Regions from separate parts of the Homo sapiens genome. Here region 2 is linked to region 1. Evidence: read pairs that join two places in POLR2A ChIA-PET (ENCODE). Cell type or tissue: GM12878. All regions are shown on one strand. Links, peaks and the distances in the headings refer to the core of each region. The heading gives the core; the rest is flanking DNA.

Evidence for each region. Peaks named below come from ENCODE experiments on the same cell type or tissue, not always from the same donor. Only the 100,000 strongest peaks of a DNase experiment are listed, where the experiment ranks them.
Region 2: POLR2A ChIA-PET joins it to region 1 with 12 read pairs; 14 of 35 experiments call an interaction of 5 or more read pairs at or near these places.

The regions. Positions count from the first base shown.
Region 1 is chr12:93,380,999-93,385,390 of GRCh38, reverse strand. All of the region lies in intron 1 of NUDT4 (nudix hydrolase 4), which reads right to left. Among named protein-coding and RNA genes, the nearest start is that of NUDT4, 5.3 kb to the right of the region's middle. In GM12878, for the core only: no CTCF peak of the experiment used is centred there; no DNase peak of the experiment used is centred there; H3K4me3 peaks cover 3,731 bases; H3K27ac peaks cover 846 bases.
Region 2 is chr12:93,247,834-93,252,225 of GRCh38, reverse strand. All of the region lies in intron 2 of LOC643339 (a long non-coding RNA gene), which reads left to right. Among named protein-coding and RNA genes, the nearest start is that of LINC02412, 76 kb to the right of the region's middle. In GM12878, for the core only: no CTCF peak of the experiment used is centred there; a DNase peak (open chromatin) is centred at 2,410; H3K4me3 peaks cover 370 bases; H3K27ac peaks cover 756 bases.

The sequences.
Region 1 (4,392 bases), core at 250-4,249:
TGAAAGATTTACGAAAAGGAGGCTACTCATTCTACCAGGTTGCAGAGCCAGACCTGGAGCACACTCAGACCCCAAAGCCAACGCTATTAGTGTGGTGAAAAGTGAAGACATCTCTTCCTACTCTATTCAACCTATCTTCGCATAAGCATTCTTTCTTCCTACTACTCTACTAAATCTTACTCCCTCTTCCCATGTATTAGATAATTACCAGAAAAAAACACCACTCACCTGGCACTGCTGAAGAGTTATTTTGTCTTTTCCTAGATACCTAAGGTTTTAAGCATTTGGAGAAAAGCATTTATCACTTTAAGAATAGTGTATTGGCCGGCCATGGTGGCTCACGCCTGTAATCCCAGCACTTTGGGAGGCCGAGGTCAGGAGTAAGAGACCAGCTTGGCCAACATGGTGACTAAAAATACAAAACTTAACTAAAATTTAAATACAAAATTCAACTAAAAATACAAAAATTAGCCAGGCGTGATGGCATGTGCCTGTAATCCCAGCTACTTGGAAGGCTGAGGCAGGAGAATGGCTTGAACCTGGGAGGCGGAGGTTGCAGTGAGCTGAGGTCACGCCTCTGCACTCCAGCCTGGGTGACAGAGTGAGACTCTTAAAAAAAAAAGAATAGTGTATTGACAGTAGTCAACAGGAAACCAACCCTAAATCTTATTGGATAAAAGTCTATGAATTAGAATGATCTATTGCAAGCCTGCTCAACCTGTGGCCCGTGGACTGCATGCAGTCCAAGATGGTTTTGAATGCAGCCAAACACAAATTTGTAAACTTTCTTAAAATATTATAAAATATTTTTGCAATTATTACTTTTTTAGCTTACCAGCTATCATTAATGTTAGTGTATTTTATGTGTGGCCCAAGACAATTCTTCCAATGAGGCCCAGTGAAGCTAAAAGATCGGACACCCCAGGCCAGGCACGGTGGCTCACGCCTGTAATCCCAGCACTTTGAGAGGCTGAGGTGGGCAGATCACGAGGTCAGGAGATCAAGACCATCCTGGCCAACATAGTGAAACGCCGTCTCTACTAAAAATACAAAAAATTAGCTGGGCGTGGTAGCACACGCCTGTAGTCTCAGCTACTCGGGAGGCTGAGGCAGGAGAATCGCTTGAATCCAGGAGGCAGAGTTTGCAGTGAGCTGAGATTGCACCACTGCACTCCAGCCTGGTGACAGAGCGAGAAAAAAAAAAAAGCTTGGGCACCCCTGATCTATTTTATAGAATCTATACCCTTTATCACCTGACGGGTCCTCCTCGCTGGTGATGTATAAAAGGGTGCTGTTCAAGGGCTATGTAATGCATTTATGCCTTCAGAGGCTGTAGGTCCTTGGGCCTCGAATTCCCATTTGTGTTTCAGCTTTTACCCTTAAAGATGCAATTGTCATGGCTTGGCTCTAGGAACTCCAACCACTATAGATACCACTTCTGTTCCCGGGAAGGGGAGCGGAGGAGCCATCCAGAGAACCTCAAGTGACCCCTAAGAATGAAGAGGTTTATTATGAAAATTGTAGCTATTCAGAAACTGTTTGTTGTTGTTGCTGTTTCTGAGACGCTGTCTCGCTCTGTCGCCCAGGCTGGAGTGCAGTGGCGCAATCTCAGCTCACTGAAAGCCCCGCCTCCTGGGTTCAAGGGATTCTCCTACCTCAGCCTCCGGAGTAGCCAGCACTACAGGCACACACCACCACGCCTGGCTAATTATTGTATTTTTAGTAGAGACGAGGTTTTGCCATGTTGCCCAGGCTGGTCTTGAACCCCTGACCTCAGGTGATCCACCCACCTTGGCCTCCCAAAGGGCTGGGATTACAGGCGTGAGCCACTGCACCTGGCCTACTCAGAAACTGTTTCGAGGTTGCTATTCTTTCTTTCCAAATTATCATAAATCAGGGTATCATGAATGGTTGAAACTACGTTAACCTAATTCTACTACACTTAACCAAAATTTAGCCAAAATTAGGCCAGCCGTGTTATTAGAAACACCCACTATGCACATAGACATTTTAAAAGAACATAGGTTATGAAAATGGTTTGATACATGCTAAACAGCTACCTACTATTAAGAAAATTAGTACTTCTTTTTGGACCAGAGGCAGAGTAGACCAGAAATAACAGTTCTTTCTTCTAAACTATGTTTAGCTCCAACTTATATGGGATTGGTAGATAAGTATTATCAATAATGTTGTAAATCAGGTTGACCATGGATTTTTTACCTAGCAGGTCAATGTTTTAAAGTGACGGGGTATAAGCTTTTTTTCAATTAGAGAAAAGCTTGAGCTATACCAAGACCCTAAGAAAAAAAAAAAAAATCCAATGCAAATTCTACGTTAATGCCTGGTTTAATGACGGGAAACCTTCTGGGAGAGCTGGAGGCACAGATGAAGAAGTTGGTGACACTTCCCTGTGTTTAAAAAAGGCTTCCAAGCCGGGTGCAGTGGCTCATGCCTGTAATCCCAGCACTTTGGGAGGCTGAGGTGGGTAAATCACAAGGTCAGGAGATCAAGACCATCCTGGCTAACACAGTGAAACCCCTTCTCTACTAAAAATACAAAAAATTAGCCAGGTATGGTGGCGGCTGCCTGTAGTCCCAGCTACTTGAGAATGGCGTGAACCTGGAAGGCGGAGCTTGCAGTAAGCTGACATCGCGCCACTGCACTCCAGCCTGGAGGACAGAGCGAGACTCTGTCTCAAAAAAAAAAAAAAAAAAAAGGCTACCTTTGGATAGTACTTATTTTTGATGAAAGTGGTCTCCATTTGAAAGAAATACCTTCAAGGACTTAACTCTGAAGAACTATGAGCCCCAGAGTATGTGTGAAAAGGGTGGACTGACTGTTGATTCTAAGTATAAAAATGCTAGTTGAGATTTAACTCTAGTAATATTTTGAATTAGTATTGTTGCTCATCGGAGCTCTGGTTTTAGGTTTTCAGACTTGACCTTTCCCACCAAAGCTTTACTGCATGATTTTGTACAGCTCAAGATTTTTCAGGAATATATATTCAGCATTATAGCAGACCATCTGTAGAAGACAGCCCCTGGCTCATAGAGCTTAAAAGCTAATTAGGGCAGCAAGTCCTATGGAAGAGTAGTGGTTTTTTTTGTTGTTTTTTTTTTTTTTTTTGCAGGCAGGGTCTTGCTCTGTTGCCCAGGCTGGAGTGCAATGGCATGATCTCGGCTCACTGCAGCCTCCACCTCCCAGGTTCAAGGGATTCTCATGCCTCAGCCTCCTGAGTAGCTGGGATTACAGGCACATGCCACCACGCCCGGCTGCTTTTTGTATTTTGTATTTTTGGTAGAGACAGGGTTTCGCCATGTTGGCCAGGCTGGTCTCAAACACTTGACTTCAGGTGATCTGCCCACCTCCGCCTCCCAAAGTGCTGGGATGACAGGCATGAGCCACCTGCCTGGCCTGTAGTGGTTAGTCCTTCAGACTGATTTGTTAATGCCTCTCTTGCAACTATGTCTGGATTTCACACAGGATCAAGTCATTCTACTTCTCCCCTTAGCAGTCTAAACCTATTTTGCTGCCAGATCACTCTCAAGCTTGAACACATCTACTATCTCAATGTTCTTTGTTCAAAACTAAGTTCAAAACAAAACTTTGTTCTTGCGTAGCAACTTCTCAACCTTACATTTGAAGTGTTGCAAATTTTTCAACTATTACTGATTCTATGCTATCCCTAAGCTGCAGCCAAATCTATCACAGCCCCAAGTCTTGCTCTATTTGGGACGCCTGGTCCCTCCTCTCCCAGTCACCCACATCCAACTCCAAATGACTCACATTGGATCTGAACCCCAGAATACCCGACCGCACTTTTCCCTTACTTTATTTCCCTTTCCATTGATCCCTTGTCCAACCTTTCCCTACAGAATGATTCTTAGGAGCTAAGACCTCATCTCTTCATCCCCTTTTAAACTATCATATATGCAAATACATTCAACAGAATCCATTTCTGATTACCTATTTGTAAAAGCATTGTCATCTTTCACTGTACAAGCACAGTACCCAGCTACTCTACAGGGCAATTAGCTGTGGGCCTGTCTAGAAGCCCAGCGGCCAAAACTGAGGGTGCTTCCCCACAGAAATAACTAGCTGGGGAGGTAGGTCAAATAAACAAAACATTTAGAAACAAAGGACCAGAGCTCAAAAGGATCTGCCAGCTTCTGTGACCTTGGGATAGGTTACTTCTGCTACCTAATTTCTTCCTAAACAAATACTAATACTTATTTACCCTACAGAACAGAAAAAGATAAAATGGAAAATATTTAATATATAAAGCCACCTTAAAAGAATAACTCTGCTCTTAGAACAACCTTCTTTCCTAGAACAATCTGTTTTAAAGTAGAAACTTACTGAGAACTTCAGTACAGGAACAGCCAGATGGGA
Region 2 (4,392 bases), core at 157-4,156, 130 kb after region 1:
ACTTGGAAGTGGGATATGGAAACATCCCCAACCCCCACTGAAAGATGAGACTCCCGTTGGGGATGGGCTAATTAAAAAATGGGCTGATTGGCTTTGAATTGCCTTGCAATGAAATGCATGGTAGAAGCACTGCACTATCTTCTCTTGTAGTATTTCCCTCCTTTTTGGGGATCCAGGATCCAGTATAAAATGGCACCTTTAATTTTGAGGATTTGTCTTTGCCTTCCAGCTGTGCCTACTTATTAGGTCCTAAAAACTGCATGCTTTCCTGGCCCTGCTCATCCAAGGGATCCACCCTGAAGCCAGTAATCCAATTAAAAAACTGGCAAATGAAAAGTCTTACAACTACTGGATCTTCTGTCTGTCTGTGTATTTATATGTGTGTGTGTGATGTTTATATATAAAAGAGCTGATTAATTGGCTTAGAAAAAAAGCACTTAAATCATATTTTATCAGAAAAATAGAAACTTTAATGCCTTCTTGTTCACAACAAGAAGTAACAACAAGAAGTAACCCTTCAGTTTTAAAGATTATTAGTAAAATAAAAATGTCTTCAAAATTTAGACATTTGGTCTCAATTAAGGTCAGATATTAGATTTGCTAAATGCTTTAAGTCATAAACTGCTTCTTTGACTTTTGAAAATTGTTCAATTTACCTACTTTGGAGTATGATATTATAGATAAGGCCTGGGGACATATGGAAAGCCATGTCCCCTAGCTATGCTGAAAAGGGTCAGTACTCCTGATGTCCTAGGCTCCACACCTCGTACCTAAATAAATCGCCTACTTATTAGGTTTTTCACCAAAAATAAAAGTTGCTAAGAGTTAACATTGTAACATACAATTGAGACTACTGGAGAAACAGTTTTACATATAAGTTGTCAGGTATAGAAGAAAAGCAGAATATAATCTTGGTGGGAGATTATAAGAAGATATGGGAATATGCTTTTTGTTAAAGAGAATGTAATTTTGTCTAGTTCAGAGGGTTTTAAAAGATTGTCTTAACCTAGAAGAGTAATGGGACAAAATCGAAGGTTTAAGCAAATTAAAAAAGGGTTTGTAAAGGGTTAACCTTGTAAAACATTCTGTGGGTATAAGCAAGTTGGCTAAAATTTAAAGGAGATTATTTAGCTTGTTTCTATAGGTTAAAACATTAAAATCATACTGATTTTATGGGCCCATGTGTCCAAATAATACGGTTTTCTTAAAAAATTAATCTGCTGTTTAATGGAAAATTGTAAAGGGTTCTAAAAAGTTTATGGAAATCTTACCTTCTGGTCAAATTAATTAAAACTGAATAGATTTATAAAATTGTATTTGAAAACTACCTTTAGCATTAGAGATGCACTAATGTGGCTGGGCACAGTGGCTCATGCCTGTCATCCCAGCACTTTGGGAGGCTGAGGCGGGTGGATCACCTGAGGTCAGAAGTTTGAGACCAGCTGGCCAACATAGGGAAACGCTCTCTCTACTAAAAATACAAAAAATTAGCCAGATGTGGTGGCGCACACCTGTAATCCCAGCTACTTGGGAGGCTGAGGCAGGAGAATTGCTTGAACCTAGGAGGCAGAGGTTGCAGTGAGCGAGATGGTGCCACTGCACTCCAGCCTGGACAACAGAACAAGACTCTGTCTCAGCAAAACAAAAAAAAAGCAAACAAAAAAAAATCAAAGTTGACTTACAAAGCCAATAAAAGCCCCTTGGGAAAACTGACCTCATACCTTGTCTACACAATCCCTGTACAGGGTTCCCGACCTGTAGTAAGTAAAAAAATGTCACTTTCTAACAGGCTCAGGAGCCCCAAGTTATCTTGGGATGTCAAGAGAAATTTACCCAACTTATAGGTATTTAAGCTTACAAACCCATGGCTGGGCTCAGCTTTAAAAAGTCTTATCTAAGATTCCTTATGGAATAGAGTTCCATCAAAGCCAATTTAAAAAGCCTCTGTGGGAAATAATCATTCTTGCTACACTTTATGCAAATAATCAGACCAAATCTAATAAGACTAAAATTTACTTTTGCAAACAAATCAGTTCTATCATAATTTGTTTTTAATAAAAATGGAAACTAGAAAGAAAAAAATTATGCTTCAAAAAACTATAGTACATCTGGGCCGGGCACGGTGGCTCATGCTATAATCCCAGCACTTCGGGAGGCCAAGATGGGCAGATCACCTGAGGTCAGGAGTTCGAGATCAGCCTGACCAACATGGAGAAACCCCATCTCTACTAAAAATAGAAAAAATTAGCCGGGCATGGTGGCTCATGCCTGCAATCCCAGCTACTCGGGAGGCTGAGGCAGGAGAATCACTTGAACCCAGGAGGCAGAGGTTGTGGTGAGCTGAGATCATGTCGTTGCACTGTAGCCTGGGCAACAAGAGTGAAACTCTGTCTCAAAAAAAACCAAAACCAAAACCAAAACCAAAACAAAACAAAAGTCTATAGTACATCTGCTATTAGCTGTTCTTGAGTTTTTTCTTCAGTTTGGCTAAATCCTAAATTCTTTGTGGGCTACAAGTTCCCAAAGTAATGCTTTAAAATTTTTGCTTTTAAAACTGGGAATTGCATTCCTTACACTAGTACTCATTATTTACGTTATAGCATACTATTCCCTCAAACGTGGTACTAAAACTGCAAATAATAATACTAACGCCTTTGCCATGCAAGCCTTGGGACCCCAGCCAGGCCTGCATGAGTACTTTCAGACAGTTGCAAAGCAGTTCTACTCCCCTTACCTTGGGGTCGACACCTACCCTCACTATGCCCTTGATCAGCAGGAAGAAGTTAGAGCAGTCTTTGCTCTTTTTCCATCTTCAATTGCCAACATCTTGAGGTTAAGGTGTTATAAAACCCAAAGGGAGGGATTGAAACTGCCATTGCAAAATTGTAACTGAGACAGTGGAAGAGATCTGACCTAACTGACTACATCTCGCTTCTAACCTTCAGGCTGTTCTTGTTCATTCCTGGGTGTAGGCTGAATTGACTTTGGGAGGAAATTATTTTATAGTTTATGGTTTAAAACAAAGACAGTAACAATCCTTTCCCAAAACAAACCTTATTGCCTGGGGACTAGACTGCCTTTGTAGGACTAACAAATTAGCCACAAGATTAGACATTATGGTTTAGGAGTTATGCAGTTGGAGGCTACAAGATTCTGACCCTCCCTAAACTGTTCCTAAGATCAGTGCTTGAGATATTTTGCAGACCCGGAACCTGATGGATCAGCTGGCACCACCCAGATCAATAAACTGGCTCATCTGATCTTGTGGCCCCCTGATCTTGTGGCCCCCCACCCAGGGACTGACTCAGCCCAAGAAGACAGCTTCAATTCCCTACGATTTCATGTCTGACCCAACCAATCAGCACTCTCAACTCACTGGCCTTCCCCCACCCACCAAATTATCCTTAAAAACTCTGATCCACAAATGTTCAGCAAGACTGATTTGAGTAATAATAAGCTCTGGTCTCCTGCCCAAAAAAAAAAAAAAAAAAAAGGGAATATTTCAAGAGAAAAACAATCTTAACCCAAAGCATTCCTTAATAATGGTGGAATTTTAGGAGGCAGAGGTGTTTAGGGGTTGGGGGGCCTTCCTGGTAACACTTAGGTCAGATCTCCTACCTTCCACCAAGCTGTTTCTCTCCCAAAACAGGGCCTTTGCATGTGCTATTCACTTGGCCAGGATTTTGCCTCCCATCCTCATTCCTTTCACTACTTAGCACCTACTCATCTTGAAGGTCTCAGTTGAAGCATCACTTTCTCAGGGAAGCCCTTGCTGACCTCTTGGACTGGGTCAGATTCCATTAATGGTGCTCACGGCACCATGACCATGTCTTCTTAGCACTTGCCACAGCTTCCATTTTCCATACATTTATGTGACTATTCGATTGTTGGCTGACTCCCCTACTAGATACCAAGTTCCATAAGGGCAGCAGTCAGGCTTGCTCTTGGTCATTTGTATCTGCAGCATGTGTACCTTATCTGATTCATGGTGGGCCCCTATTAAATAGTTGTTGACCAAATAGACCAGGAAACTTCAGTGTCTTTAGGCGTCTTCCTTTTTACTCCTGTCACCCCCACTGTCTTATGGAAGCCAAGAACATACATCAGTATCCTTCTACACAGAAGCTTGTAAATATAAAACGTGGCAGAGCAAAGCAAAGGATGTTAAGTAGTCTCTTTTTTCCTGTTCCTTCCACATAGTCCCTTCACAATGCTCCATACGGACACAGTGCCAATGAGGCATGCACATGCTTGTGCCTGCTGGGGGTGAAGCCCATACCAAGCACATCATAACACTCCTTGGGACAAACTTTAAATAACACAGGCATAGTCATACTGTGGCCAAACCTGTGGACCCGAGCTTGCTGTTCAAGGCCCACAGCTCCAGGACAC